Linked DNA regions of Homo sapiens: regions 1, 3, 4, 5, 6 and 7 are each linked to region 2. Evidence: chromatin contacts called from ENCODE Hi-C or POLR2A ChIA-PET data. All regions are on one chromosome and are shown on one strand. The core of a region is the stretch at or near the end of the contact, and the rest is flanking DNA. Distances in the headings are between cores, read along the strand shown. Region 1 overlaps MXI1 (MAX interactor 1, dimerization protein). Region 2 holds the start of CCDC186 (coiled-coil domain containing 186). Region 3 holds the start of CACUL1 (CDK2 associated cullin domain 1). Region 4 holds the start of CASC2 (cancer susceptibility 2). Region 5 holds the start of PDZD8 (PDZ domain containing 8). Region 6 holds the start of BBIP1 (BBSome interacting protein 1). Region 7 holds the start of ADD3 (adducin 3).

Region 1 (3,874 bases), core at 758-3,257, 4.0 Mb after region 2:
TGGCACTGGAATAATACACTCCATGAGGGCAAGGACTCTACCTCCAAGACCTAGCACAGTGCCTCCCATTAAGCAAGTATGTACTCCTTATGTACTGGTTTAATTAATGAATGAATAAACACAAATTTAGGGAGAATGGCTCACAACATAATTCCACATCTTACCAAAATAGTTGCCACAAGGGCTTTTCAAGAGAGTTTCTCTAAATTTTTTTGAAAAAGGATTCTGTTTACATATATTCCCTGGAGCGTACTGCTCAAACCAAGGGTCACCTGAACTTTCAAAACATTTCATAAGCAAGGGGCCCAGCACACTTCTGCCAAGATGAGGAAGCAAAGAAGGAGCCTCCTGCTCAGCATGATGATGGCAAATGCCCATTATTTTTGACCACAAAGATCAAGTCAGCTGTTGACAGCTTTAACACCTCTAGCCAGGCCACTCGGGTACAATGACATCAGAGACAATTGCTTCCTTTAAGTTAGAAGAGCCAGAGAGCAGGTGTCTGTCCTTGGGACAGGGAATTGAAGCCTCTCCCGTTCCCTTCCATCCTCCCTCCCTCTCTTTTTTTTCTCTCTCCCCACTGTGAGCCTAGAGCTCCACCTCCAGAAGGATCCTCCAAGACTTGAATTCCTCCTCCTCAGTCAAGGCTTGGGATAGCCACCTCATCACTGCCACCACCTTCTAGCTCCTCCCTCCTCCCAGCCCCCAAATGTAAAAGATAGTATTTTTCTAAGTATGGCAAATTGAAATTAGCTTCATTTTGAAAGACTATTGAGAATGTTGCAATGACCTTTGCAATAACCGGACACACCCTGGGATCAGTAAACCAGGTTTGAAAATTGCTGACTTTATGAGCACTGGACCTGTGAAACAAATGCCCAGGTTGGGACTCTACCTGGAACCCATTCTCGTATCAGGTAGGAGGGAACACAGCCCAGAAGGACCTGGTTCTGCCTCTGCTGTGTCATCTTGGGCAAGCCAGTGTCCCTCTCTGGGTCTCAGACTCCATGACTGTACAGATGATGGATGCTCTGTGACCTCTGGGGCTCCTTCTGGCCCTGATGCTCTGTGCTAATACCTGCCTCCTTTAAAAACAAAACCTGGACCCAGTGTGGTGGCTCACGCCTGTAATCCTAGCACTTTGGGAGGTCAAGGTGGGCAGATCACAAGGTCAGGAGTTCAAGACCAGCCTAGCCAGCATGGTGAAAACCTGTCTCTACTAAAAATACAAAAATTAGCCAGGCGTGGTGGCAACCACCTGTAGTCCCAGCTACTTGGGAGGCTGAGGCAGGAGAATCACTTGAACCCAGGAGGTGGAGGTTGCAGTGAGCTGAGATTGTGCCAATGCACTCCAGCCTGGGCAACAGAGTGAGACTCCATCTCAAAAAAAAAAAAAAAACAAAAAAAAAAACTGAAGTGGAGCAGAAAGAAAAATGGGAAGGGAGAAGAATGGTTCAGGAGGCCATATTACTATAAAGCTCCCCCATTTCTGCCTGCTGAAAATTGCTTTCCTCATTCTGCAGGAAGACTCCCATTTCTTGCTGGGTTGTTACTTTTTTATTTCTTTTTCTTTCTCTCCTTTAAAAAAAAAAAAAAAAACTCAAAAGCCACAAAACCACAATTCATCTCCCCAAAACAGGACATTTGGAAGCCAGAGCTGTCGGGGGTTAGGTGTGTCAGGCCTGACATACTGGTGGTATCTAAGTGAAGACCAAGCCAGGGCAAGCATGTGCTTCTCCTCCAGAAACCCAGTTTAAATCAATATTTATCCAACTGTATTTATAGAAAGTGGTGGTGGTAGGGAGGAGGGGGTGGGGTAGGGAGGCAGGGGGATCTAAAACAGAACAAGCCACAATGACTGATGCAAATCTTTGTGGCCAATTCGCTTCTGCAGGGCTGGGTTTTTTTTTCAAAAGGCAAAAGACCCGGCTTTTGATGAACCTGCTGTTGGCCCCAGTACCATAGCAACAGCCCCAAGTCCTCTAATATGCCCAGAGGACAGACTTGGGAAAGGCAGCAGGAGGGGGGTGGTGTTTCCTAGGAGCCCTAAACTTGAGTTAAGGCCAGGAGAGTTGAACAACTCTGAAAGACAAAAAAAGAAAAAAAGCCTCTCTGGTTGGCTCTTCTGACTCCAGCCTCACTTCGAAACCTTTTCTAAGCAAGGTGTGTGCAGGAAGACCTTGGACAATAAACAAGGTGTTTCAAATACCAGCTCTGCTTCAGGTTCCTGGGTGACCTTGAGTAAGTCATTTCACTTCTCTGGACTTCATTCCTTGGCTGTGAAATGAGTACATGTGTATATGGTTAAGAGCACAGGCTCTGGAATCAGAGGCCTAAGTTCAAAACTCAGCTCCGCGACTTACTAGCTATATATCCTTTGGGCAAATTACCTGGCATCCCTGCTCCTCAGTTCCCTCCTCCGTAAAAGAGGGTAATAAAATTGCATCCATCAGAAGGTTGTTGTGAAGATCAGGGGAGATAATGAATGCATAGCCCCATACTTGGAATATAGTCAGTGTTCAATAAATTGTAGCCATTATTGATATTATGCCATACAATTAGTTGCTGCTGCTGCACGCCAGCACCCTCTTCATTTTCCTCAGTTTCACCTCTAGACTTTTGCCCAGGCATCTCCAGATGAATCCCCATTTCTGGATGTGTCAGTGGGAGACTGTTTCCATCAGAGATGAGAGATGGATGAGCAGCTACTGTTTTGCCTTGGTAGCTAATGGAGCCTCCTTTTTGCTCCCAAACCAGGAATGGCTCAATTCAACTTCTCTAACTTCCAAGGCCCTGTCCCCTTTCCCTGGATCTCCTTTCCAGGACACACAGTCCTTGGGAGCTCCGTGATTCTGAAAGCCGTAACAATATCCTCAAAAAAGCCTTCTTCTGGTATTTACCAGTCAGCAGAGATCATATTTAAAACTGGAAAAAATAAGTTGAATCTGGGGAACATAATTTGGGATGCAGAGGAAATAGGGCCTGATTTAAGAATGCTCTTCACATAACTCCACTAAAGACAAATACCCTACTCCACCCCCACCATACTTCAACCTACAGAGTTTTCAGAAAGAAGCATCTGCACATAGTAGACATTCAATGTACATTTGAAGAATGTATGAATTCATAAGATTGCTGCCATGCAAAAACGTGACCAGCTTGAACATTAGTTGCCATCAAAGCCCTCGATTTCAGCAGAAGTCACTCTAGTCTCCTTCTTTCTTATTTGTTTCTCAGGGTCACAGCTGTTCACAGGATGCAGTCTCAGCTCTTCAGGTCTGAACTATCATCTTCTTGCAGGGATTGGTCTCACCACCCAAGGGAGTTGGAGATCAGTATTTCTGACTCGTCTCCAAATCTTCGGAAAGGCTGTCACGTGTCCCCTGGCCTCCAAACCTGATCCTCGTGCCATAGCTAGCAGTAAATGACAAATCTAACCAATCAAAACATTTATATTAAGGATCTACTACTGTATGCCCAGTGGTGTGCTATATGCAATGGGTAACATGCATTGAATACTGTAAGTGATCTTTTCTCTTAAGTTACTAATAAACTCCTTGTAAAGGTAAAGCTAACACACAGGAAGCAAGTAGAGAAGTGCATGGTACTGATTATCAAAGCTCAGAGAAGTTGCTATTTATTGAGCACCTATTATATCTCAGGTACGTTAAATATTTAAGTGCAGTGCCTCATTGAGTTGTTTGACAATGATATGAGGGTCATACTATTGTTATCCCCATTTTGCAAAAAGGAAATGGAACCTCAGGCTAAGTAAGTTGTGTCCAAAGTCACAAAGCCAGTAAGCAGTAGAGTAGCAAGCTGGGCCCTGCTCCATGTGACTGCAAAGGTTTCATTCTCTCAAGTACAATGACTT
Region 2 (3,891 bases), core at 218-2,717:
AAGCAATATGTCCTAGGCTATCTTGCATATTTCTTGCCCCTACTGGGAATCAGCACTTAACCTCCAAGAGAAGCCAAGGTAACTTTTTTTGGGCAATGCTCTTTAGAGATCACAATCTGGGGAATAGGAGTGTGCAATGGGTTGGTCACTGTTCTAAGAGTTTTCAGTGGACACACCTTTTTTTTCACGAAAAAAATGTACCATGAGTTAATTCTGATATTTGTAAATTCAAATATAGGATTGCAGAATTTTAATATAATGTCTTTGGTTTATATTTGTATTTCTTTTCTCTTATGGTGAAAAACTTGGTTCACAAAGATATATTTATATACTTTATACTAATTATAAATTCAGAAATATTCAGAAATAGTAATACCTATGTTATTACTGACGAGTACCGAAAACAGCTTAAGGTTTCTTCAGTTTTTTCCCCTTGGATTAATGTCTCCCTAGGAAGGCTTGGTCGATTTATTGTTTTAAAGTCAAATCATTTATTTTCTATGACAAGACACTTTAACTGCAAAATGTGCTTCAGTGTAGTACCTTCATTTAAGGAGGAGTGAGGTGCCATTACACCTCCGTGTGTGTGTTTTGCCAACAGTATCGAAGACGCTTAACAGAACAGTAGTAAGTTTTGCTTTACAAATTCTTACATTGCAGAATCGTCTGCATCAGCTATTTTCATTCATGAGATATGTGTAAGACCTAAACCAAAGAACATCGTTTCCCCGGACTGAGGAGGTTTGCGAAACCTCCAGAGACTGAACTGCTGACCTTCCTTCTCTGGGCCGGGCGAGGCAACTGTACCCAATACACTTTTTGTTGCCATGCTGCGTGCCAGGTTACTCAGCCGGGAGAGGACACTTCCTACCATCAATGCGCTCAGCTTGAAGCCAGAGACGAAGGCACCGACAGTTTATTATTAAACAATGGCAGCAGCGCCACGCTGAAGACACGAACGCGCTGTTATGGAACCCCCAGAGGTCTCCCCCATCGTAGCCTGCTCCAGCCGACTCCGCCCACGTAAGGTGCAAGGTTTCCGCATGAGAGCCGGGAAGCCACAATTTCAAATTCTCTTTTATTGCTTTATGTCCCTGACTCATGCAGGCCAAAGGGTGAGGAGGAGTAATAGCCAACAAGAGCGTCCTGCAGAAAGAAACAGGCTGCGTGGGTCCGGAGGAGCTTGAAAGGAAGAACCCGACCAAAGGGCAGGAGACCCGGCTCTCCAGGTCGCGGAGGCGTGGGTGCCCAGCCAGGCGGAGTGCGGGGCGGGGCCTCTCGGGCCGCAAGGTGGGGCCTCCTGGGCCGGGAGGTGGGAGGTGAGCTCCGCCAGCCCAGCCCACTGCAGACAGGTTACCCAGGACCTCAAGGTGTGCTGCGTCACCCCGCCCGCGCTGCGCTGATTGGTTCCTCCAGGGAGCCCCCGCCCCCTCAGCTGTAACCGGGCCGGCTTCAGTGTCGCCGCCATCTTTGTTGATGTGTCAGCTCCGCAGGGGTTTGGGGAAACGGCCGCTGAGTGAGGCGTCGGCTGTGTTTCTCACCGCGGTCTTTTCCTCCCACTCTTGGCTGGTTGGACCCCGCTATGGAAAAGTTGGCCCCTGAGCCAGAGCTCCAGCAGCCTTGTTAGGGCGTGGCCTGAGGCTTGGATAAGTGGGGTAAGTGTCTGAGGGGTACTCGGGGCACACCGGTGAGTCGCGGTGGCGGTGCGGTGGGGCTGCCAGCCTTCCGCTCCTTCCTGCACGTTCCGTGGCGGGGGCGAGGGCGAGTGCGAGGTGGAGGTCGAGGTCGAGCGGGCTCCCCGCCTGGCTCCTTTGAGGGCGCGGAGGAAGGGGAGGGCTGGGGAACGGGTTTCAAGCCCTTTCCTCTCCCTGCCTTCCTCCTTCGGTTCCGGGACCTTGGAGGTGGCAAAGAGGGGTCAGCGGGGGTCGTGGGGGCTGTGCCTCGAGAGCGTCTGAATTCGAGCCCATTGCCTGGGCTGCGTGTGAACTGCAGCCAAGCCCTACCTGCTCGAGAATCTTTCCTAGACTCAATCGCCTATTTCGTTTTTCGTCTCAAGTTGACTGTATGTGGGTGTTTTATATTTACTGTTGTGAAGACTTGTTACCCTCTTCCAAACACTTCCATTACTGTGATTCTAAGTTCCTTAGAAGTGATTCTTTGGAGTGGTGGATACTGTTCTTTATGTTGTCTTTCAAGGACGTCAAGGCATTTCATAAACCTTGGTTGGTAAGGAAGGGGTTTCAGATTTATGTCTCCATCAGTAATGAAAAATGGCAAAAACAAAACAAAAACCCTTCTACGTGTCCCTAAGTAGCAATCTTGGGAAACAGTGCAGGTGTGAGTATTGCTTAGCTGTTAACAGTTTAACAACTTCACCTAATATTCCCATCTTGATTTTGTTTAGAGGAAAAAGTCCTGGATTTCGAGTCAGAACATCTGGATTAGAATCCTACTTCTTTCACTTGATAATCTTGTTACCTGTGGAAATCAGAAGAGAGAATATAGTAAAAATACGCAGTACAGTCCCAGGTACTTGGCCGTTTTCTCTGCATGTGTGTCATGTTCCTTTGATGCCCAGCTTTTTTTTCTTCCAAAACGATAGGCCGGGTGTTGTCTTCTAAGGTGTTCAGTAAATCAGGGTTTCAAGAGGTGTGCTGGTAGTCATTCAGAAGAAATTAATCTGCTATTATCTATTTAGGTATGCTAGTTGTGGGTGTGGCTTTCCCAACTATCAAGTACACCTTAATATTTACCGAGTGTTCATCTCGTGGGAAGGATTCAGGTTCAAGAGAGATTGATAGTGAAACTGAACTATCTCTGTGTGTAATGTACACTGTTCCCTGTGTAACTTCAATTCTTTATCCAACATTACACAAATAAAAAACAGTAATGATTGGCTAGGTTCATTTTTCTCTTTTATTTCTGGTCTTTTCATGTTATTTTTAATGCAGTGAAGATATTAGATCACGAATCTTGCAGTATTAAGAATTAAAACTTTTTACAGCATAATAGGCAAACGTATGATTACTGAAGATTCTCCCTGGAAATGCATGGATTGTGTTTGTTTTTTAAAGGCCCTGTTAAATTCAGAATAACTGCATATAAACTTAAGGTTTCTTTAAACAGTGGAGATTCCATAGTGTGTCATTGGCTTTTGAGTCCTATTTATTGCTAACGGAAAGGGTTGGCTGGTGTGTATCACAGTGACCACTCTAACCTTTTAGTTCTTTCACCCATAAAGTAGAGTTGTCCTTTAATGCTATGCAGTGACAGCATAGCTAATGATTGCTTAGTATGTTCAGTTTAGAAACATCTATTTGCAGCTTTATGCTGACATCACAGAGTGAAGATAAAAGCATTGCAGTATACTGACTCCAGGAAGAGACAGTAGGTTGAAGCACAAAGCAGCTTTATTTGGAGATTTAGAAAATAATCTTTCCCTTTGAAGAAGGACTGGTAATCTGCACTAGTTTCTCAAATTCATGCAACAGTTTCGTGTTAAAGTAAGAATCCTTACCCTGAAATTTTTTTTCTTTTAGTAAAACTTAGGTTTTTCTTTTATCTCTACCTTAAAATAACTAAAGCTGGTTTTTCAATTTCTCATAAACATATCACTGAGTTTACAGTATTGCAAATGTTATACTTAGTATTCATTTTAGGGGCAGCAGTGAGATCATAGATAATTTAATCTATTGTTTCAAACTGCTTTGAACTTTCTTAGCTACTGAGATTTAAAAAATGTATTTGGGCTAAAAAGTAAGAAAAAGGAAAAATACTGAGATGAAGGGACAGTAGACACAAAGTGGAAATCAGCACCAGCATAGTTTTGATTGGATTGTGAGTGTATTTCTTATTAACATTTGTCTATCATTAAGACACTTGAACTGATAA
Region 3 (4,079 bases), core at 1,221-3,720, 4.6 Mb before region 2:
TCTATTATGATTTTATGACCCATGAGTTAATTGGAATAGTGGAAATATGGGGCTTGCCAGTTACCTTTTGGTTATTGATTTTTAACTTACCTATATAGTGACCAGAAAATGTGGTTACTATGATATAAATCCTTAGATATGTGGAGACTTGCTTTATGACACAGTATGTTCAATTTTTGTAAATGTTTAGCATATTCTTGATAGGAGTGTGTATTCTATGGTCATTAAGGCAATATTCTACACATATATATTAGATTAAGCTTGGTAATTGTGTTACTCAACTCTTCCAGTACCTTAAAGATTTTTTTGGTCCCCTCGGTCTATGTATTAGTTTCCTGTAATCAGTTGCTTAACAAATTATCACAATAGGTGGCTTAAAAAAACCGACATGAATTCTCAGTTCTGGCATCTAGAAGTCTGAAATCTACATGTTGGCAGGGTCACAATCCCTCCAGAGGCTCAAGAGGAAAATTTGTCTCTTCCAGCTTTGGGTGCTGTCAGCATTCCTTGACTTGGGAATGCCATCACTCCAATCTCTGCTTCTGTGGTTACATTACCTTCTCTTCTCTTCTACCTCTCTTTTATAAAGACACCTATCATTGGATTGATGGCCCACCTGGATAATCCAGGATGATCTTCTCATCTCAAGAACTTTAATTACATCTGCAAACGCCGTTTTTCCAAATAAGGTCATACTCGCAAGTTCTAGGAATTAGGATATGGACATATCTTGTGGGAGGCTGTATTCAACTCACTGCAATTAGAGAGGGAGTGAAAAATCACCTACTCTGATGGTAGATTTCTTTGTCTTCTTATACTTCTGTTCATTTTCGCTTCATATATTTTGTGGCCATATAGTCGCTATGATATAAATCCTTAGATATGTAAAGACTTGCTTTATGACACAGTATGTTAGAGACACTTTTTTGACTCTATCTTCCCTGTATATTGGACTTTTTTTTTAAATGTAAAGACCCTTCTTTATCCCATCGCACTCACCCAGCCATCTACCTAGAGTCTGTTGATGATAAACCATTAGTTGTTTGAAACAGAATTTGCCTTCCTTCTGCCTCTCTTTTTGCCACACATGTAATTCTAAGGTTTTATGTTTTCCCCTTCAGCATACCACTTAATTCTCTTTTTTTTTTTGGAGACAGTCTCACTCTGTCACCCAGGCTGGAGTGCAGTTGCGCGATCTCGGCTCACTGCAGCCTTGACCTCCAGGGCTCAAGTGATCCACCTAAGCCTCCAGAGTAGCTGGGACCACAGGCACACGCCACCATGCCAGGCTAATTTTGTTTTTAGAGGCGTGGTCTTGTTATGCTGGTCTGGCTGGTCTCGAATTCCTGGGCACAAGCGGGCCTCCCATCTCTGTCTCCTCAAGTGGTTGAATTACAGGCGTGAGCCACTGCGCCCAGCTCGCATTTTTTTTTTTTTTTTGAGATGGAGTCTCGCTCTGTTGCCCAGGCTGGAGTGCAGTGGCGCGATTTCGGCTCACTGCAACCTCTGCCTCCCGGGTTCAAGCAATTCTGCCTCAGCCTCCCGAGCAGCTAGCTGGGACAACAGGCACGTGCCACCACGCCCGGCTAACTTTTTTGTATTTTTAGTAGAAACGGGGTTTCCCGTGTTAGCCAGAATAGTGTCGATTTCCTGACCTCGTGATCCGCCCGCCTCAGCCTCCCAAAGTGCTGGGATTACAGGAGTAAGCCACCGCGCCCGGCCTGAGCCGGCATTTTTAAAAGTTGGGTTGCTGGCCTTAGTGCATACAAACGTAAAGGAATTTTAAAAACACATGAGTAACTCAAACGCATTTCTTTTTTGCGCCATCCTGCTATGTGTGATTCGGTTTTTATTCTCGATTTTGTGCGTGTGTGTCGCGACGGCTGGGGACCGACCCAAGAGCAGTCGGACCACGGGCCGCCCAGGGCGGTCTCATCCGTTTATAACCTGCGACCCCGGGGCCTCTTGTGGTCCCGTACCTCCGTCCCAAGCAAAAGCCGGGGCTCTCAGGCACTCAGAGGTGCGAAGGCCCCGTAGACTTGGAGGACGCGAGGAAAACACCTCCAATCACTCTGGCCAGTCCACAGCTACTGCCAAGACTGCTCCGCGCGCGTCCTCAGGAACCGGCGAGGGCCTCGTCGTCATGGTAACCAGATTGCGAACGCGCGTGCGCAAGACACACCTTTGTCACGTGAGGCCGGGCAGGGGGCGGGGCCGGCGAATGCCCGTCCCGACCCGTCGCGCCTCCCCTGTTAGCTCCCTGCCAGCCGAGGCGGGGCGAACCTCTGCCCTGTTGCGTGGGAGTGACTCACAGCTCCCGCCCCTTTTGGCTCCGCTTTCTCGCGGCCAGTCCCTCGCACCACGTGCCCTCCTGGCCGCGCCCCCAGCTGCCCTTTCCAACTGCCTGTTGGAAGCCGCTGTAAAACGTCGTGAGGAGCGCCGCTGCTTTACGGCTGCCTCTCCCAGACTAGAGCCCCGGAGCGCCCACCGCCGTCAGCCGCGTCTTCAAGCTAGTCGGCCCCGCGGAGAGCGAGAGACCCTGCGCACCGCAGCCCTCTCCGCTGCGCCCATTCCTGCCGCCGGCGATGTAACTCGGGGAGGCAGCGGTGCCCGCTGGCCCGGGGTTGAGACAGGCGGCAGGTGCCTGTGAGGCGGGCGGGTGCCGGGGGCCAGCAGGATGGAGGAAAGCATGGAAGAGGAGGAGGGGGGCAGCTACGAGGCGATGATGGACGACCAGAACCACAACAACTGGGAGGCTGCGGTGGACGGCTTCCGGCAGCCCCTGCCACCTCCGCCGCCCCCCTCGTCGATCCCGGCCCCTGCCCGAGAGCCTCCGGGGGGGCAGCTGCTGGCGGTGCCCGCGGTCTCCGTGGACAGGAAAGGCCCCAAGGAGGGGCTCCCGATGGGGCCGCAGCCACCGCCGGAGGCTAATGGGGTGATCATGATGTTGAAGAGCTGCGACGCGGCCGCCGCCGTGGCCAAGGCGGCCCCCGCCCCCACCGCCAGCTCCACCATCAACATCAACACCTCCACCTCCAAGTTCTGTGAGTCCAGCCTTTCCCTGCAGCCTTGGCTTTTCTCCACCTCACTCGGACGCCGAATCCACCCCCTCTTGGAGAAAGCTCCGCTTCCTTTGTTTCAGGCCTCGGTCTTTCCTCTTCTCCCCGTCCGCCTTCGCCTCCCTGCCTCCTTCCCCCTCACCGTCCCCTCCCCCTCATTTGGTGTCTGCGGCCAGCGCCTGAGCGGCCCTGGCTTCTTGTATTACCTGGCCTAGAGAGGCAGCCTGGTACACACGGAGCCCCAAGTTCGGTCAGTGCGATCCCTATCACAACTGGCAGTCTCTCAACATTGGGAAGCTCTTTTCGCACCCGTCTTCTCTTGAAGTTTCACCCTCAAAGTGAGGGGAAAATAAGGCTGCCTGAGTCTCGTTAGGGAAAGGCCTTCAGTCTTCTGCAGCCAGAGAGAGAAAAGAAATCTGGCAACTTGTGTTCTTGTGTTTTTGGCCAGGCTGTGTTAAACAAGTAAGGAATTTGAAAGTTGACCTATATCTACACCTTGTTCCTTCTCTACTGTGTTACACTTTTGCATCCTGCTAGGGAAATAATGAGTTGCTTTCCGATGCAGTGGCAGCTCCGACATCGTCTTGAAGCTAATAATGCATAAAATCACTTTTCAGAGCTTACACTCATAAGAATAAGCCTTTCAGGATGGGTTATGTCTTGTGTCCAAACCCAAGATTGGGTTGCATGTTGAACTTTATGTTAGTAGTCTGTCTTAACGCTCAATTGCACGCATTAAGATTTAAGACCAAAATCTGTTTTGTAATCCGAAACTGCCTCTGACCAGGATATATGTATGCTTCCATAGCTAGGAAAAGAATGTGCTTTTACTTTGGTTTGTGTGTATGTGTGCGTGGCGGTGGTGGTGGTGATAGGATGTTGAAAATGATTGTGACCATCACAGCCAGGTTTTTCTCTCCTATTATTAACTGCAAGTTTTGAGTGGCATCTGGTAAAGCAACTGGAGAGTTCATTTCTAGCTACTAATTTTATGAAGCTGTACTTGTCCAGTTAGCTGTG
Region 4 (4,263 bases), core at 427-2,926, 3.9 Mb before region 2:
ACTTCTACCCTAGAGATGGCTATATTTCAGAGATGAGTGAAATTATATTTGTAAACAAGTTTATAATCATTAATAAAGCTTACCAATTTAAGCTCTTCAGAAATACACATCCACTATTATAATTTTCTATTGTTTAATTACAACCTTTAATAGAGACATGAAGACTTTTAAAATGTATAAGAACTCTAAACTTAATTAAATTTGATTTCATGATGTTTATTTGGTTTTTGTAAGTTTCAGGTGTCAAATTATTTCTCCTTAGAGATCCTGGTGAAATTCCACCATTGACTGTTCCAACGTACTGTTTAAAAATCCCTAAGAATATTTTTCTTTAAAGTTGACAACTGTGCACTCTGGGATCCAGATGCTATATTCGCAGTACGATGATTTTGTTCTGTTTTCCACACATGGCCTTTTCATACACTGTCTCCCAGGGATGAAAAATTCTGCCTTGAATGAGAAGTTTTAAACCTTGCTTGAAAATAATAAACACGATACTTTACATGTTTATGGCCATTTAAGTTAAAAAAACGTGCATTTACATGTATCATATTGTTTTACTCTCAAAATTAGTCTTGTAAAGGGAAAAAAGGCATTAAGTAATTCAGTAAATTGTCTGCTGCATGCTAGCCACTATGAAGGGACTGCATGATAGACAAGGCAGTCCCAAAACTTAGAATTTCCTTGGGAAGGTAAGACACGAACAGAATTAACAGCAATGGGGTGGTACATAAGCGTCTCTTCCAATTGAGAAATAGAGGGGCAAAAGGAGATTTATGTGCCGCATTGTGCTAGGAAAGGCACATGTATTATCCCCTGAAACTCGAAACCCGTGTTTGGGGCATGGTCTCCACATGATTTGCACAGTCCACCACAGTGTGAGTCCCCACGGGGGTCCTTTTGACGTCGAGCCCATAGAGTCGTGATGGAGTCTTAGACATGAGGTAGAACTGGCTTTTTTACTCGTGAAAACACTGAGGCTCATGGAGGTGAAATGACTCGGCCAAGGTCACACACACTGATAGCGGCAGAGGCGCGGCCGGAACCAGGTCTTCTGATGCCAGCCCAGTGCCTCCCTACATCTCTACTCCCTGTGGAAACTATTTGCTTCCCTATCGCCCTTCGTCTGGGTGGGGGATGTCATTTTCAGTCAATTTACGGACTTTTCAAAAAGAGAAGGGTGGATAGGAGATTGGAGAAAAGTTTCCTTTCGGTCAGTGAAGAGGCCTGATTCGTTCCAACACCATTTATGGACCTGCTCCTGCCAGGCACTGGGCATCCAGGACACAGCGAACACAGATCCCCTGCCCTCAAAGACGCCCTAGTTAGGGGCGTCTCCGGGTCTTTGATGACCTCCTCTCACGAGCGGTCCCCAGCCCTCCCCAGGGCTCACCTGCCGGCCTCTGCAGGTACCCACGTCCCTAGGACCCGCCACTGGGCCAGGCCCAAGCAGCATCAAGCCCCGGGTCCCCGCCATTGCGCCCGCGTCGCGCGCCTCCAGTCGCCACGGCAACCAGGGAGGTGCTGACCCCTGACCTCGAGGCCCCGCCCCTTCACGTTCCCGAGACCAACATGGAGAAGGCCAACCCGGAAGTGCCGCCGCAGCCGCCCGCCCGGTGTTAGGAGCCGCCGGCCGGGCCAGGCCGAACCAAGCGCCCGCAGCCCTGCAGCCCGCTGCCCGCCCCACGTCCCGCCGGCGCCGGGGCGGCCGCGTTCCCCGCCCTCCCCCACTCCACCCCTGGCTACCCGCTCCCGCCCGAGAGGAGGAGCTGAGGCGAGGGGGAGGAGGAGGAGGGAGAGGTTTGCGAGAGGGAGCGAGGCCGCGTTAGCCGCCGGCGGTTCGTATTACCGGGGTCGGGAGGAGGAGCCGGGCCGAGCCTGCGGACGAACGCCGGGCGGGCGGGAGGCGCGGAGGCAGCGGAGGCTGCTCGGCCGCAAGGAGGCAGGCGGGAGGCCAGGGGTGCAGAATTGGGGCGGGGGCTCCCTTCACCCCCGCAGCCCTCCGCCCGGGTCCGTGTGGCCAGGCCTCACGTGCCCCGCAGGCCTGGGGAAGGTGGAGACAGGGGCGGGGGTCCGCGCAGAGGCCTGCACGGCGCGGCCAGGTGATGGTGGGCCTCTGTGTTTCTCCAGACGAAAGGGGACCCCCGGAGCGGCCGTGCCCCTGGGCTGCCCCCGCGAGGCGTTTTGACATCAGCCATAGGGAAGTCGGGGAGCCCTGAGCCTGCCTGTTTCCGTTAAGTGTCCTTAGGATGCAGTGATTAAGGAATTAGGCTCTCCCTCCGGGAGGGGCACTGCCTGTGCTAGGGAACTCGGGGGCAGAGAAACAGGACAGGATGATGCTGTCCGAGCAAGCCCAAAAGTGGTTTCCAACCCACGTGCAGGTCACAGTGCTCCAAGCCAAAGATCTGAAGCCAAAAGGCAAAAGTGGTACCAATGACACATACACTATAATTCAGCTGGGCAAGGAAAAGTACTCCACCTCTGTAGCTGAGAAAACCCTTGAGCCAGTTTGGAAGGAGGAGGCCTCTTTCGAGCTACCTGGATTGCTAATTCAGGGAAGTCCAGAGAAATACATTCTTTTCCTTATAGTTATGCACAGGTCCCTGGTGGGTCTGGATAAATTTTTAGGGCAGGTGGCAATCAATCTCAATGACATCTTTGAGGACAAACAAAGAAGGAAAACAGAGTAAGTTATGTAATTTATTTTGAATTTGGGGGAGTTTATATCTTATTTATGGTTTTTCTGTTCTTGGAAATTATCCGTATACTTCGGGCGTTGGTTTTTGGATTGAAATATGATCCAGTTTTAAGCACCATATTTGCATGAATCTGAAGTAAAAGTAGCACTCGTGATGAAATATTTTTTAAATGGAATCATTAATGATCCCTTATTCTTTCTGTTAAACATCTGTCAAATAATTGAATATTTTGTGGTGGATTTTAAGTAAGTTAACATTGTTTCAGTATGAGGACTGGATCACAGTATTGACCAACTAGAACTTCATATAAATTGTTATGGATTTTAAACCTTACAATTATCAATGAAATGGAAGATGAGAAATTAAATCTGGCAATGTAATGTTGATGTGTCGCACTTTGTAGCTGTCAAAAGATAAATCACCAGATTTAGAACTCAGTATTTCGTTTCAGCGTTATAAACACAGCTTTTATTTTAGCTCAGCCATTTTTCAGGGTCAGTGTGCCTTGATGGGAGTCTATACCTGTTAGAAAAAAAAAAAGTTTTAAAAGTATGTACAGACATCCTCAACTTCGAATGCACTTACATTTTCCTTTGAATTTGCAATTACATCAGAGTTATTGTATTCAGAATTGATTTTCCAAAGCTATTGTGTTTAGACCATATTAAATGCTGTAGGATGGAGAGAATGATAAATTTTTGTGATGAAATGATTTGATAACATCTTCAGTGGTCTTTTCAGTATGACTTTTGAGCTTGAGTTAGATACATTTTAATTTAAAAAATCATAATATAAATTAACACTAGGATATTGTGTCTTAAATTGAAAAAAAATATGTTTTTAGAGTTAAGTATACTCACCCCTTCCATAAACTTAAAAGGACATTATATTAATGAAATTAGTGAGAGAAAAATACTGGTTGAACTTCTAAGAGGACTTTCCATTTCCAAAATAGTGTTGGTGTTTTGTTCAGTTATAATTGAATTTATTTACTCTTTAAAAAACTTTCTTACAATGATATTTTTCTTGAAGTTTATGTTAATTCTTTACATTTTAAAACGACTCTCTCTTGTTCTTTTCTGTACATTTCTACTCTCAGGCTTCTCTTGATTGGAGTTTTTTTGTTTCATTTTAAATCAGGTCTTAACCTAAGATTTAATATATGTGGAGTAAAAGTGTAGAGAGATCAGAAATACTAGGAATGCAGGAGGAAAAATGGTACCATTTAATTGAGATGAAAATATTTTAGAAGGAGAGAAAAAGTTAAATGTAAAGTTTAATATATATCAGTGATTTGAATAATAAAATTATTTGATACCTAAAGAGTGGCATTCAGTTTCCTCCGAGGGATTCTTTATCAAATTGAAAGTGAAAAATGGATAATTACCAAATAATCTGTTTCAAATTGCCAATTTTGGGTGACACTTAGTAAATATTTAACGTGTTTTGAATGTAAACTATTAAGTATATTGCACCTTCAAATTCCTCACTTCATTTATAGTACTTTAATATTCATGGATCATGTATTTCAGGCCTTCTCTGAAACATAAATTTTCCTAGTGAA
Region 5 (3,660 bases), core at 454-2,953, 3.2 Mb before region 2:
TGATTCGGTAAGGCATGATAAGCCTGGTTCCGAAGTTCTGTACCTGTCCCAGCTGGGTCAGGTCTATTTTTGTGGTAGAATCACCTACAGTTAAGAGAATCCTTGGCTTGGAGGTTTTCTTCTTTTTTTTTTGAGACAGGGTCTTGCACTGTCGCCCAGGCTGGGGTGCAATGGCGTGATCTTGGCTCACTGCAACCCCCGCCTACCGGGTTCAAGTGATTCTCCTGCCTCAGCCTCCTGAGTAGCTGGGACTACAGGCGCGCACCACCACGACCGGTTAATTTTTGTATTTTTAGTATAGACGGGTTTCACCATGTTGGCCAGGCTGGTCTCGATCTCTTGACCTCGTGATCTGCCCGCCTCGGCCTCCCAAAGTGCTGGGATTACAGGCGTGAGCCACCACGCCCGGCCGGCTTGAAGGTTTTCAAGGGCTAGAGAGGAGCCCTGCCCTGGCTCCTTAGGTACAGCCAGAATCGGCCTTTAAGGTATGGGATATCTGACTCCTGCAGGACTGGAACTCCACGTGCTTGGAGGGATAAGCATTTATGATGTAACCACTAAGTAGTCAGAGGGCAGGAGGAGTAACGCTGTTGCTGGGCAACCTGGCTTAGCTTCGTGGCTTTGGTTAAGGTGCTACTCTATGCAAAATTCCTTGCCGTCTTCCCTAATCCGCCTCCCCAATTCTCCCTTCCTGAACATTAGGGAACCCACTGGCCTGCTTACAACTGAAGCAGTTTCTGTGTTAGGGCAGAGAGTAGTGATCAAGACATTAGGGTTTAGTGTTAGATAAACCAGGCTCCACTCTGCGGCCCCACGCAACCTCCCCACGCTCTCTGCACCAGTGTTGGCATCTGTCAAGTGGGTGGGGGCTAACAGTGAATAACTGCCTCATAGATGGACTACCGGCTTAACCAGAGACTGACAGCGGGTCGCATATTAATCTTCCAATCACTTGGCAAACTCGTTTCACTATGCATCTCTCCTCCTGGCTGTTCTTTCAACTTCCTCCTCCCTGAAATTTCGAAGATCCACCTCGGTGGGAAAGTCATTCCGCGTGGCGCGCCCTTTCCCTGCGTCCCTCCTTCCCAGGGCCCACCCTCCGCGGACGCAGAGCGTCTGCCGGGGGGACGGCAGGTCCGCGATGGCTGCCTCTGAGGCAGTCGGTCCCCTCTCGCCGTGGGCTTGGGAAGCGTCCGAAAGGCCCGCTCGGATCGTCTGCGGTGCTGCCCGCAGGGAAAGCGCCGCTGCCAGCCGGGCTGTCACGGGTGCGAGTGGAAGAAGCACACCGCAGGATGAGCGACGCCGCTGCAGAGGTAACCGCGGGGACTGCGGCCAGAGACGGGGGATGGGCGCAGCCGAGGATAACGGGATGGCCGGCATCCGGAACGCGTCAGGCCCGCTCCGCCGGACCGCCTTATCCTCCAGCCCGCGTCCCCAGCCGTCCTCCCAGATCCCGACCGCAGCTCCAGAAGTGACGGCCACGTGGGTGGCGGCGCGCGCCGCGGGGATTGGAATGTTGGCGTGGGGGGACGAGGTTGGAAGGGCCGCAGAGAAGTAAAGGAGGACCCGCGTCCGCGTGCCCGGGCGCCGACTGCTGGGCGACGCCGCCGGGAGCGAGCACGCCTCTGACGTCACGCGCTGCTCGTCCAATGAGTGGAGGCCTGAGGGAGGCGCCGGTCCCGGCCCCGCTGCCGCCGCCGCCACACCGGCCCTTCGGGAGCGTCTGAGGAGGCGCGGGCCGCTGCGGGCTCGGGCGCCGCAGCGCGCCGGCCCGAGCCCCTGGACGAGGCCCACGGAGCCGCTCGCCCCGACCCAGCCGCCCGATGTCCTCAAAATGGAGGCAGCGGGGGCGGCGGCGTGAAGAAAGCGGCGCTGTGGGCGCGGGAGTAGGGGCCCGGGCGGAGGCGGTGGCGGGATGGGGCTGCTGCTCATGATCCTGGCGTCGGCCGTGCTGGGTTCCTTCCTCACGCTCCTCGCCCAGTTCTTCCTGCTGTACCGCAGACAGCCCGAGCCGCCGGCGGACGAGGCCGCCCGCGCGGGCGAGGGCTTCCGCTACATCAAGCCAGTGCCGGGCCTGCTCCTAAGGGAGTACCTTTATGGCGGCGGCCGGGATGAGGAGCCCTCCGGAGCGGCCCCTGAGGGCGGCGCGACCCCCACCGCGGCCCCCGAGACCCCCGCCCCGCCGACGCGGGAGACTTGCTACTTCCTCAACGCCACCATCCTATTCCTGTTCCGGGAGTTGCGGGACACCGCGCTGACCCGCCGCTGGGTCACCAAGAAGATCAAGGTGGAGTTCGAGGAGCTGCTGCAGACCAAGACGGCCGGGCGCCTGCTGGAGGGGCTGAGCCTGCGGGACGTGTTCCTGGGCGAGACGGTGCCCTTCATCAAGACCATCCGGCTCGTGCGGCCAGTCGTGCCCTCGGCCACCGGGGAGCCCGATGGCCCTGAAGGGGAGGCGCTGCCCGCCGCCTGCCCCGAGGAGCTGGCCTTCGAGGCGGAGGTGGAGTACAACGGGGGCTTCCACCTGGCCATCGACGTGGACCTGGTCTTCGGCAAGTCCGCCTACTTGTTTGTCAAGCTGTCCCGCGTGGTGGGAAGGCTGCGCTTGGTCTTTACGCGCGTGCCCTTCACCCACTGGTTCTTCTCCTTCGTGGAAGACCCGCTGATCGACTTCGAGGTGCGCTCCCAGTTTGAAGGGCGGCCCATGCCCCAGCTCACCTCCATCATCGTCAACCAGCTCAAGAAGATCATCAAGCGCAAGCACACCCTACCGAATTACAAGATCAGGTGAGCTGGAGGTCGGGGAGGGGGCCTGGCTGCCGGGAACCCGGGCCTGGGCGGGACGCTGCGTGGATTGGGAAGGGCAAAGGCTCATTTCTGTCCTGGCGCCTGCTTCTGGGGCCTTCCCACCCTGGACAGGGCCCCAGATCAAGGCGAGTCGTGAACACTTGCTTTGCTTCCGAACGGCATTGATAGGAGCTAGAAACCTTTTCGCGTGTTCATGGGGACTCAGGGTGCTGTCAACGCGGGCAGAATCGTCTCCTTTTATAAGCAGCATATTGGAAATGGAAGGGAAGCCTACCCTAATCCCCAGGAGTCGCTTCTGGGACTGTTGAGAAACTCTCCCTCTATGTGGTTGCTGCATTGAGGGCAGCCGCGTCACTGGCTTTGCAGCATCCCCTTGGCCGCTTTGAGAAATTGTTCCTGGACACAGTACACGCGTGAAGAGTGTGCTTATAGCCCAGGTCTGTGCTAATTTGACATTGCAAGCCACTTTTGCTTTGATGGTTTGACACCTTTCAAGGCAGAGGTGGTAACTCTTGCAAAGGAATACTTTTGTGGGTTTTTTTTGTTTTTGTTTTTGAGACAGAGTCTTGCTGTGTCGCCCAGGCTGGAGTACAGTGGCGCGATCTCGGCTTACTGCAACCTCTGCCTCCCAGGTTCGAGCGATTCTCCTGCCTCAGCCTCCCAGGTAGCTGGGGTTACAGGCGTATGGCACCACGCCTTGCTGATTTTTTTTTTTTTTTTTTTTTTTTTTGTATTTTTTAGTAGAGACGGAGTTTCACCGTATTGGCCAGGCTGGTTTCGAACTCCTGACCTCAAGTAATCCGCCTGCCTCGGCCTCCCAAAGTGTTAGGATTACAGGAGTGAACCACCGCG
Region 6 (4,012 bases), core at 702-3,201, 3.3 Mb after region 2:
CTTCAAGTACACAGTAACAGTTCTACAGTCCACAGCATGGAGGATGAGGGTAAAGATTAGTAAGTACACTAATAAATTGAGGTCTTTAAAATTAAAACTATTTTTCAGTGGTGTTGCTGCATTTAGTTACAAAAACACTTGGTTACACAAATGTACCTTAGGATTCTGAAAACCGTAACAAAAAGCTTTTGATATAGTAGTCCCTCTTGAGTAGAAACTAGACGCACTCGGTATCTAAGAAAAGTATACGAAATGGCACAGGTGTAAGCCTAGACACTGCTGGTAGTTATCACGCTGGAGGCAAATACTATACAGTCCACATCTGCAACCTAATTTTGCTTCAGCATCCCCAGAGACTTCGAAAATATTTCTTTGGGTAGGTTGCAAAACAGTGCTTCCTCTTTTATTCTCATCACCCCCATTACGATACAAAGCAACAGACAAGAAAAATCAAACTGCCAACTGTAAGGGCTTAAACACACACACAAAGCATCTTCTTTCTAGCTCCCGAATCGGTATTTATTCCACCTGTTTGTAAATCCATAATTCCACAATAACACAAACTGCCTGCTTAAAGAAAGGAAGGAAGAAAAGAAAAAGAAAGAAAAGAAATAAAGAGAAAGGCAAGTTAATGCTTTGGAGTCATTACTCTTCCACCTAGGCATGGGGGGAGGGGGATGGTACAAAAACAATGGATATTGAGGTGCTGGGGGAAAAATCGTCTTGCCCCAAAGCCTCTTGTGTTATGAGCCTGGGGAAGTCGGGGAAGAGTGAGACTACTTTTCCTCTCTCCCTAAAAGCTGTGCTATCACGGGGAGAGGTTGCCATCGGGCATGTTCTACGAGGCGGTCTCGAAGGGCTACAACTCGCTTCGCTAGGCAACACACCCAGAGCCGATCCAGCACTCTTCACTCAAGGGTTTTTAGGGAGAGGAGAACGGGAGAGCAAGGTGGACTCCAGGGAGGGGGCGAGAAGAGACCCCACCCTGTATGACCGCCGCTGCGCCCGGGCCCTCGCCAACGATTTACACGACTCGGGGCGCCCTGCGGACTGGGCCCGGGGGCCCAGGGAGCCGAGAGGAGAGAGACTGTCCGCCGGGGGCCCCCGGCCCGCGCCCTCGCGCCGGCTCGCCGTCGCCCAGGCGCTGTCCGGGCCGCCCGCCGCCGCCGCCGCAGGCCCGGCCCCGGCCGCTGTCACACCCGACCGCCTTCCTCTCCGCGCCGGGCTGCAGGCTCCCACGCGAGCCGGCTCCAAGGGCCCCGCACTCCCGGAGACAGCAACCAGGAAAGCGGCGGCGGCGGCGCCTCCCAGGGCCCCGGCCCCTCGGGCCTCGCCCCGGCGCTGCCGGCTCGCGCCTGTCAGGGCGCACGGGGCCTCCCCCTACCGACAGCCAGCCCGACTGCCCGACGGACAGGAAGGCAGGCAGGAAGAACCGACCAACAGACACCCTCCGCCTCATCGGCCCCGAGTTACCGTCAGGAGCCCCGACTCCGCCATCCTCCTCGCTCGCCCTCCTTCCTCCTCTTCCTCCTCCTCCTAAGAAGCGACGCTGCCCAACCGCCGCCCCCCGCCCGCCCCTCCCCCACTCGCCCCGCCCCGCCCGCCCCGCCACTACTCTCGCTCCAGCCTCCCCGCCCCACCCCTCTGCCGTGGGCCCGTCACTCGCTAGGCAAGAAAAATGGGCGGAACCGGGGCAAGAGAAGCTGCCCAATCAGAGACGGGCAGTGCCGCCAGCTTCTCTCTCTCCGCCCTTGTCCTTTCCTCAGTTCCTCTACGCCGTCTCCCGCCCACTGGGCGCCTCTGGCTAGCCGGGCTACAGAGTAAGCCTCCAGCAGGGTAGAGTGACAACTCCCCGATCGGAAGTTACTGTTGAAGCTAAGGCGGCCATAACTGATAATGGCAAAAGGAGATTCCTGGCTTCCTGTTTCCAGGGTGACGTAGATTTTTTTCCTTCGCCAGTCTCACCGTTACCCGGGGCAACAGCTGAGCCGTCTGGGAAGGGATGCATCTGTAAGTAAGCCCAAAGAGGTACCGTGGGTGACCACACATCCCATGTTAGACAAGTTAATTCATACTCCGGATTACACGTCCAGTTTCCTGGCCCTTATTTTACTGAGACGTCTGGTCACTTACGGAGATGGACAACAGTTTAGGGCTCCGAAATTCCCTCTCCTGCCCGGAAGTTGCATTTGGCACTTCCGAATTGGGTCATGGCGGAAGGGTGTTAATAGCCTGGCCGCCCGTGCCCCAGGGAATGCTTATTTTTGACCTTAGTTGCAAAGTGAGGTGAGTCCGTGGACCCCAACCAGTGGGCCGGACCCGGGCCGGACGGTCCCTGTGGGACAGAGCGCTGAAATGGCGAGCGGGGCTCAGGGCCGCTTCCGTTGGAAGGCGGTTTTTTTCCGGGCTGGCCTGGCGGCGGCCCGCCCCCGTGAGGCTCCCTGTGGGGTGAGGCCGCTCTACAGGCCGCCCTAACCCAGCCAGAGGCAGCCCGGCCGGGAGGACCCCAGCGGGGAATGGGCGGGGACCTCGGGGCGGAGCTCCTAACTCCGGCAAAACGGAGCTCTTGACCACGCCTCCGCAAGTTCCTATTAAGTACTTTCACTCCTTGGCCTTTGGAGGGAGGAGAATTCGGGAACTTCAGAAAATCATTTTCCACCTTCACCTATAAAAGGAAAAGATGAGCCCCTACCACCAGGGCAGGACCTCAATCTTTTTCCCCTGCCACCTGCCTTCCCATTCTGATTTTTCCCCCCTTTCCGCGTCTCTCCTTTGAGTCTTTGTAAGCTTTGACTGCGGTTCTGGTGGTGGGATTCCTGCAGGTCTACAGTTTCTTAAACAACGTGTTGAAGATTTTTGAAAATACTGTATTGCTTTTATATGGCCCTTTACAAAGTTATCATACATTATCTTGTAGTTTCTTCTGTATGCTTGAGTCAAGAACTCTAAGTCATCTTGGTAATACCGGGTTGGATGCTTAAAGCTGCAGCAAAAAGACCAGAACTTTCAGGTAAAATTGAAAATGGTTAATATCCAGCCAGTCAACAATACAGATGCAAACCTACCTTCTCGACTTAATTTCTGCTTCCTTAGTACTTACACGCCAGCCAAAATGAACTACTCTTGTTTCTTTGCTGTTAATTACTGAAATCTGTTGTAGCAGTCACCTTTTGTGATTCTGTATCTGATTCTGTTACCCGTGGAGATGTGTTTCCAGATTCTTCCCAGCAGGAAGTAATTTCCTCTGAGTTTAGCATTTTTTGTACATCTTTTATGACAATCAGTATGTTATATATATATAATAGCGCTTATGTTTTTAGCTTCACTACCATGTCTGCACCTAAATAGAATGGTTTGTATCAGATTCGTCTTCCCGTCATTTTCACCATGCACATGATATTATTTTGGTAAATACTTACTGAAAGTTTGAATATATCGGGTGTCTCTTGGATGCCCAAGACACTTCCAGCCAAGTTTTAGAGACCTTCAATTTATCAGAAATTCAGCTGAGCGCCTGCTACTCAATCTTTGTTTTACGTTTCCCCTGTGAAGTCTTTCTGACATGATTTTTTTCCCCAGTGTTTTATTATGAAAGTGTTCATATATTTAAAAGCTGAAAGAAATAATTTAATGAATATTCATGTACCCATCATCTATATGCAGCAGTTAACATTTTGCCATTTTTTTTCATTCCTCCCCACTTTTTCATTGTCATAAAAAGTTGCAGACACTTATTGTTAGGCAAGACACCCTTAAGATTTCCAGCATGAATTTCCTAAGAATTTTGAAGTTCTCCAGCAAAACACAATATCATTATTTCAGCTGTTTTGTAACTTTTAAAATCTAGGCCAAGTGCTAATTTTCCTAATTTACCCAGGAATATCTTTTATACCTTCTCCTTCCCAATCCTGCAAAAAAAAAAAAAAAAAAAAAAAATCAGGATCCAGTCAAAATTTTTCTTTAGCTTTAATGTAGTAGAGTTCCCCCATCTTTTTTCCCCCTGTGACATTGG
Region 7 (3,740 bases), core at 420-2,919, 4.2 Mb after region 2:
TTTAAGCAAAGGAAAATAAGTTATAATGCAAGTACAATATAATGGAGACTTCGATATAAAAACTTTCTACAAATGCTCCATTTATAATGTTCCAGTTATTTATAGGGTTAAGTAACTTAACCCTATAAATGGGTTGGTCCCATAACTTAATTACACAAATATTTTTAACAGTCAAGTATTTAACTTGAAAACGACAAATTGCACTGTACTCTTATTTTTTCAATCTTTAAAAACACTCTCACTAGGAGTCTTCTAAAGCCAAAATTAGGAACGTACCCTGCACTATGTAGTCAGAAGCCATTCCAAGAAAAGCAACCATTTAATACTGCTAAATCTAAAATGCTACATAATTTAACGTAAACTTGCACGCACGTGTATGTAGCTAGTCCCATACCCCAGAATCTTATCAATTCCTTCCCCAAACTTGCATATAATCCTCCCTCAAAGCCTCTTGGCTAAGTTAAATTCCTTAACACTCTACCAGGTTAATTGCAACAGCACATGTGCCAAGGAAATTAGTGGTTTTCCTTGCGCTCCCATTTTCAACCGGCACCTACTTGCAATTAAATCTCTGCAACAAAAAAGTTCACCTGAAGCCGTTCTTGCCATTTTAAAAGAGGCCCAGATTATGCTACCTGTCTGTGGTCTTGCCTAAGCTATAATAGCCTACCTCCAAAGAGGCTGGACGTGCCCCAAACACCAGCACACCAGACCTGCTGCCAACTTCGCTTGTCACCCCTAGCAGGAAGCTCAACCTAACATGTATACGTTTGTAGGGGCGGTGTGTTTGTGTGTGTCTGTGTTGGGGGGTGGGGAAGCGGATTATAGGAGAAAGGTGACTGAACACTTTCAACTTGTAACAAAAAAAATTTTTTTTAAATGAGGAGAAAAACAACTAAAACCAACATTCGCTCCCTTTCCTCCACCTTTTCTAAGCGCAGGAACCTCTCACTCCCCTGGAGCGCACCTTCAGGGCTTAAGGTCCCCGGGGTCACCTAAGCTTCAGCCAGTAACTGATTTTGGTACTCCCCGCCTTCCTAGGGAAAACCAGCAGACGCGCGAAGCGTCGGGCCCACCCGGCGGCGCCGCAGGCCGTGCACCGCCACCCCCGGACCCTCCCCCGCAGGTACGCTCCCCTCTGGCCTGGCCGTGGTCCCCACTCCCGCCCCGGAAAAGGGTTCACCTGAGGCCGCAGGGACAGCCAATGAGAAGTCCCCTTGGCCCCGCCAGCCGCCGCTCCCTACCCCCGCGCGACCCCCAGTAGCGTCCCCAGTGCTAGCCCCCGCGCGGGTGCCCGCGTCCCGGCCCGGAAGAGAGGCGGGACGACGGCGCGTCCTCTCCCCGCAAGATTACCTCGCAGCGCGTAGCCGGCTTTGTGTTTCCCCTCCCTCCTTCTCGGCAGCCGCCCGGGCTGCAGCAGCCGCCGGATCCGCCGCTGCGGCCGCCTCTTAAGCGCCGCAGAGCCCCAGAGGGTAGGGCGGGAGAAGGGGAGGGGGCTTGAGGAGGGAGGGACCTGTACGCCGAGCCCTGTGCAGCAGGAAGCGGCGACACCTGGGATGCCGACGCCTCTGGCGCTTGCTCTGTGTTTTAAAAAATCTAATTTAAACCCCTCTTCTTTCCCTCCCGCCCCTCACACTGGCGACCGTTACGGGCTGGCGGCTCGCGCTCTGGCGGGACTAGCCGAGCGCCCCTCGAGCGTCCCTTGGTCCCGCCCCCTAACGCCCCGCCCCTAGGTCCCCAAGCGCCCCCCCCGGTCACGCCCCCAAGGTCCGCCCCTCGCAGCCCCCTACGCCTCTGGCCCCGCCTCTTGGGCTCCGAAGCCTCCCGGCCCCGCCTCCTCAAGACCTCGCCTCTGGCAGCCCCGAGCTCTCTCTGGCCCCGCCCCGAGCGCCCCTCGGGAGTCCTGGTCCCGCCCCCGCAGCCCCCTCCGCGCCCTCAAGCTCTAAGTCCGTGAAGCCGCAGCGGTGGGGGCCTGCAGGCCCGGCAGCCGGGAGGGCCTGGTTCGGGGCGGCTGCCTGGCGCCTTTTCAACGTCCTCTTCTGACTGTGCAGCTCGAATCCGCGGCGTCCCCGGAGGGCCAGAGGGGGAAACGACCCCGATAGAAACCCGACCGCGAAGGGGAGGAGGGGCGCCTCGGAAATGTCTCCCGCCCTAAATGAGCGAGCCCCCTACTCCTACTCCCGAGGCTGAGCCGCCGCTTTGAGTCAGCCTCGGCCGCCCACGCTGGCTGCTGGGGCTGTAGGAGGCCACTGCAAAGGTTCAACCTCCGCACGCCCCCCGTGGGGCCTGGACTTTGCTCTCAGCACAGCTGCCTTCGCGGGCGCCTAGTCCCCACAACCCCTGCTTCACCTCCACATAGGGGGAGGACAGGGGCTCTCGCTTCTGCTTCATTTGGACCCCTCGAGAGTCTTCACTCCCGCTTTGGCTCCCGGCCTCTGAACCTTATGAGAGCTCACTTCTTTGAGGCGAAAAGTCGAGGCATCGCCAAGAACCTTCAAAATGAATGCGGGGCCGGGCAAACTTTGCAACACGCAATTGCAGGGCTGTGGATCCATCCACAGGTGACACCGGGCCTCCCACCCCCCTCGCCCAGACATGTTTCTCATCCCAACCTATTCTTGAAATAGACCTCCCAGCGGTGCACACTTTTCTCTGCCACCCACGACTTCCACGTCCCTCCTGCACCAGTACACTTGCAAGCACACCCCTCCGAGCGCCATTCTAATGATTCATGGTCCCTTGGGCCAACCCCACCCTAACACACACAACAAACTTCGTTCCCCACCCTTATCCCCCTTCGTTTCCAAGGCACTGGCGACAATCCACTTCATTTCCTTTCCTCATCTGCAGACTCGTCCCCCTCAAATACCTCACGCCATCCGCCTCATCTTCATCCCCCCCCTCCTCCCTAAAAATGTGCTAATTAAAATGTAGTTTCCTCTTCCCACATATGAAGTGTGGAAAATGAATCTTGTCTTGACACAAACTGTGATGCATTTATCGTTTTCTCTCTCCACTGGACTAAGGCTGTAGAAATTTTAGTCTACCACCATCTCCCATTTGCTCAAAAAATCCAACCATGCCTTATTATTTTTAAATACTCTTAACGAATCGTGGGGAAGGCTGCCTAGTTTGAGGAAGAAAATTGTTTAGAAAATGCTCAGCCTGACATTTTATTTGGTATTTAAAAATATCTGCAGTATTTGAGAGAGATATTGGGAGTGGCTGGATATTTTCTTGCATTTAAAAAGCAAAAAAATGAAAAGCTTTGCATGCATCAAGGTTAGCCTTTTTATGAATAGCAAAAAAAGTATCCTAAGGGCACCTATCAGAATATAGTCCTCACTATATTTTGCTAGTCGCAAATCTGGACACCCCCACCACCACCAAAGGAAGACAAATTAACATAATCCATTTTAAGCATGTCTGATGAACAGTCTTTTCCATGATCATTCCTTTTCTCACAGTTTCTGGACAAAATAGCTAGATAGATCTCCTTACCCACCGAAGATCCAAAGCTTCCTTCTAACAAGGGTAGTAGACGTACGTGTCTGTGTCTTCTGTTCTCTAGGTGTGGATTCTGCAATGCTGCACAGAAACCTACTGCAGCCTCAGACCAACAGCAGCAGCAGCAGCGGCGGCGGCGGCAGCAGCAGCAGCAGCATTAGCAGCAGCAGCTTCTCTCAATGCTGAGTAGTAAGTGTTTGACTTAGTAAACTCTACAATTACCATTAGGCGCT

The links. A loop is a pair of places that touch in the nucleus more often than their neighbours do. ChIA-PET counts read pairs that join two places held with the same protein, here RNA polymerase II (POLR2A). Pooled maps may share reads with other maps.
Region 1: a pooled map shows a loop between it and region 2 (6-fold over the local background). The contact joins the enhancer-like site here to the promoter of CCDC186 in region 2. A Hi-C loop is called at or near these places in 2 of 168 maps with a recorded cell type or tissue (CD8-positive, alpha-beta T cell and naive thymus-derived CD4-positive, alpha-beta T cell) and 8 of 50 pooled maps. POLR2A ChIA-PET finds 5 or more read pairs at or near these places in 1 of 52 experiments (A549).
Region 3: a map of CD8-positive, alpha-beta T cell shows a loop between it and region 2 (15-fold over the local background). The contact joins the promoter of CACUL1 here to the promoter of CCDC186 in region 2. A Hi-C loop is called at or near these places in 2 of 168 maps with a recorded cell type or tissue (CD8-positive, alpha-beta T cell and naive thymus-derived CD4-positive, alpha-beta T cell) and 8 of 50 pooled maps.
Region 4: a map of CD4-positive, alpha-beta T cell shows a loop between it and region 2 (11-fold over the local background). The contact joins the promoter of CASC2 here to the promoter of CCDC186 in region 2. A Hi-C loop is called at or near these places in 3 of 168 maps with a recorded cell type or tissue (CD4-positive, alpha-beta T cell, CD4-positive, alpha-beta memory T cell and CD8-positive, alpha-beta T cell) and 11 of 50 pooled maps.
Region 5: a map of CD8-positive, alpha-beta T cell shows a loop between it and region 2 (7-fold over the local background). The contact joins the promoter of PDZD8 here to the promoter of CCDC186 in region 2. A Hi-C loop is called at or near these places in 1 of 168 maps with a recorded cell type or tissue (CD8-positive, alpha-beta T cell), 1 of 37 single-sample maps with no recorded cell type and 10 of 50 pooled maps.
Region 6: a loop to region 2 is called in a map of CD8-positive, alpha-beta T cell, with 20 times the contacts of the local background. The contact joins the promoter of BBIP1 here to the promoter of CCDC186 in region 2. A Hi-C loop is called at or near these places in 1 of 168 maps with a recorded cell type or tissue (CD8-positive, alpha-beta T cell) and 9 of 50 pooled maps. POLR2A ChIA-PET finds 5 or more read pairs at or near these places in 1 of 52 experiments (activated B cell).
Region 7: a map of CD8-positive, alpha-beta T cell shows a loop between it and region 2 (14-fold over the local background). The contact joins the promoter of ADD3 here to the promoter of CCDC186 in region 2. A Hi-C loop is called at or near these places in 2 of 168 maps with a recorded cell type or tissue (CD8-positive, alpha-beta T cell and naive thymus-derived CD4-positive, alpha-beta T cell) and 7 of 50 pooled maps.

What each region holds. Positions count from the first base shown.
Region 1 is chr10:110,212,569-110,216,442 of GRCh38, reverse strand. The region is part of intron 1 of MXI1 (MAX interactor 1, dimerization protein); the gene reads right to left. It overlaps LOC105378480 (a long non-coding RNA gene), which reads left to right. Exons shown (of 2, transcript XR_946315.4): 2 at 1-3,575. Among named protein-coding and RNA genes, the nearest start is that of MXI1, 6.9 kb to the right of the region's middle. RefSeq lists a silencer at 1,799-1,848. Within about 2 kb of position 2,007, at least 4 of the 41 ENCODE cell types and tissues checked have a DNase peak (open chromatin) inside an H3K27ac peak, as active enhancers do.
Region 2 is chr10:114,171,779-114,175,669 of GRCh38, reverse strand. CCDC186 (coiled-coil domain containing 186) reads left to right here and starts at 1,467. Exons shown (of 16, transcript NM_018017.4): 1 at 1,467-1,655. It overlaps MIR2110 (microRNA 2110), which reads left to right and starts at 1,491; the gene lies at 1,491-1,565. It also overlaps a transcript of TDRD1 not described here. RefSeq lists a silencer at 1,132-1,401 and enhancers at 1,462-1,661, 1,257-1,785.
Region 3 is chr10:118,753,361-118,757,439 of GRCh38, reverse strand. CACUL1 (CDK2 associated cullin domain 1) reads left to right here and starts at 2,470. Exons shown (of 9, transcript NM_153810.5): 1 at 2,470-3,044. The coding sequence starts at 2,678. RefSeq lists enhancers at 2,109-2,403, 2,402-2,541.
Region 4 is chr10:118,044,234-118,048,496 of GRCh38, reverse strand. CASC2 (cancer susceptibility 2) reads right to left here and starts at 1,676. Exons shown (of 4, transcript NR_026940.1): 1 at 1,394-1,676. It overlaps RAB11FIP2 (RAB11 family interacting protein 2), which reads left to right and starts at 1,556. Exons shown (of 5, transcript NM_014904.3): 1 at 1,556-2,686. The coding sequence starts at 2,334. RefSeq lists a silencer at 1,629-2,118.
Region 5 is chr10:117,373,483-117,377,142 of GRCh38, reverse strand. It overlaps PDZD8 (PDZ domain containing 8), which reads left to right and starts at 1,703. Exons shown (of 5, transcript NM_173791.5): 1 at 1,703-2,787. The coding sequence starts at 1,916. RefSeq lists an enhancer at 1,263-1,382 and silencers at 1,613-1,932, 2,033-2,212.
Region 6 is chr10:110,917,119-110,921,130 of GRCh38, reverse strand. BBIP1 (BBSome interacting protein 1) reads left to right here and starts at 1,951. Exons shown (of 4, transcript NM_001195305.3): 1 at 1,951-2,010; 2 at 2,918-3,010. The coding sequence starts at 2,974. SHOC2 (SHOC2 leucine rich repeat scaffold protein) reads right to left here and starts at 1,527. Exons shown (of 9, transcript NM_007373.4): 1 at 1,474-1,527. RefSeq lists silencers at 1,068-1,157, 1,168-1,607, 2,458-2,617 and enhancers at 1,828-1,877, 1,898-2,097, 1,787-2,326.
Region 7 is chr10:110,005,913-110,009,652 of GRCh38, reverse strand. It overlaps ADD3 (adducin 3), which reads right to left and starts at 1,669. Exons shown (of 15, transcript NM_016824.5): 1 at 1,354-1,669. ADD3-AS1 (ADD3 antisense RNA 1) reads left to right here and starts at 1,272. Exons shown (of 5, transcript NR_038943.1): 1 at 1,272-1,472; 2 at 3,572-3,696. RefSeq lists silencers at 937-1,346, 1,657-2,086 and enhancers at 1,915-2,468, 2,469-3,024.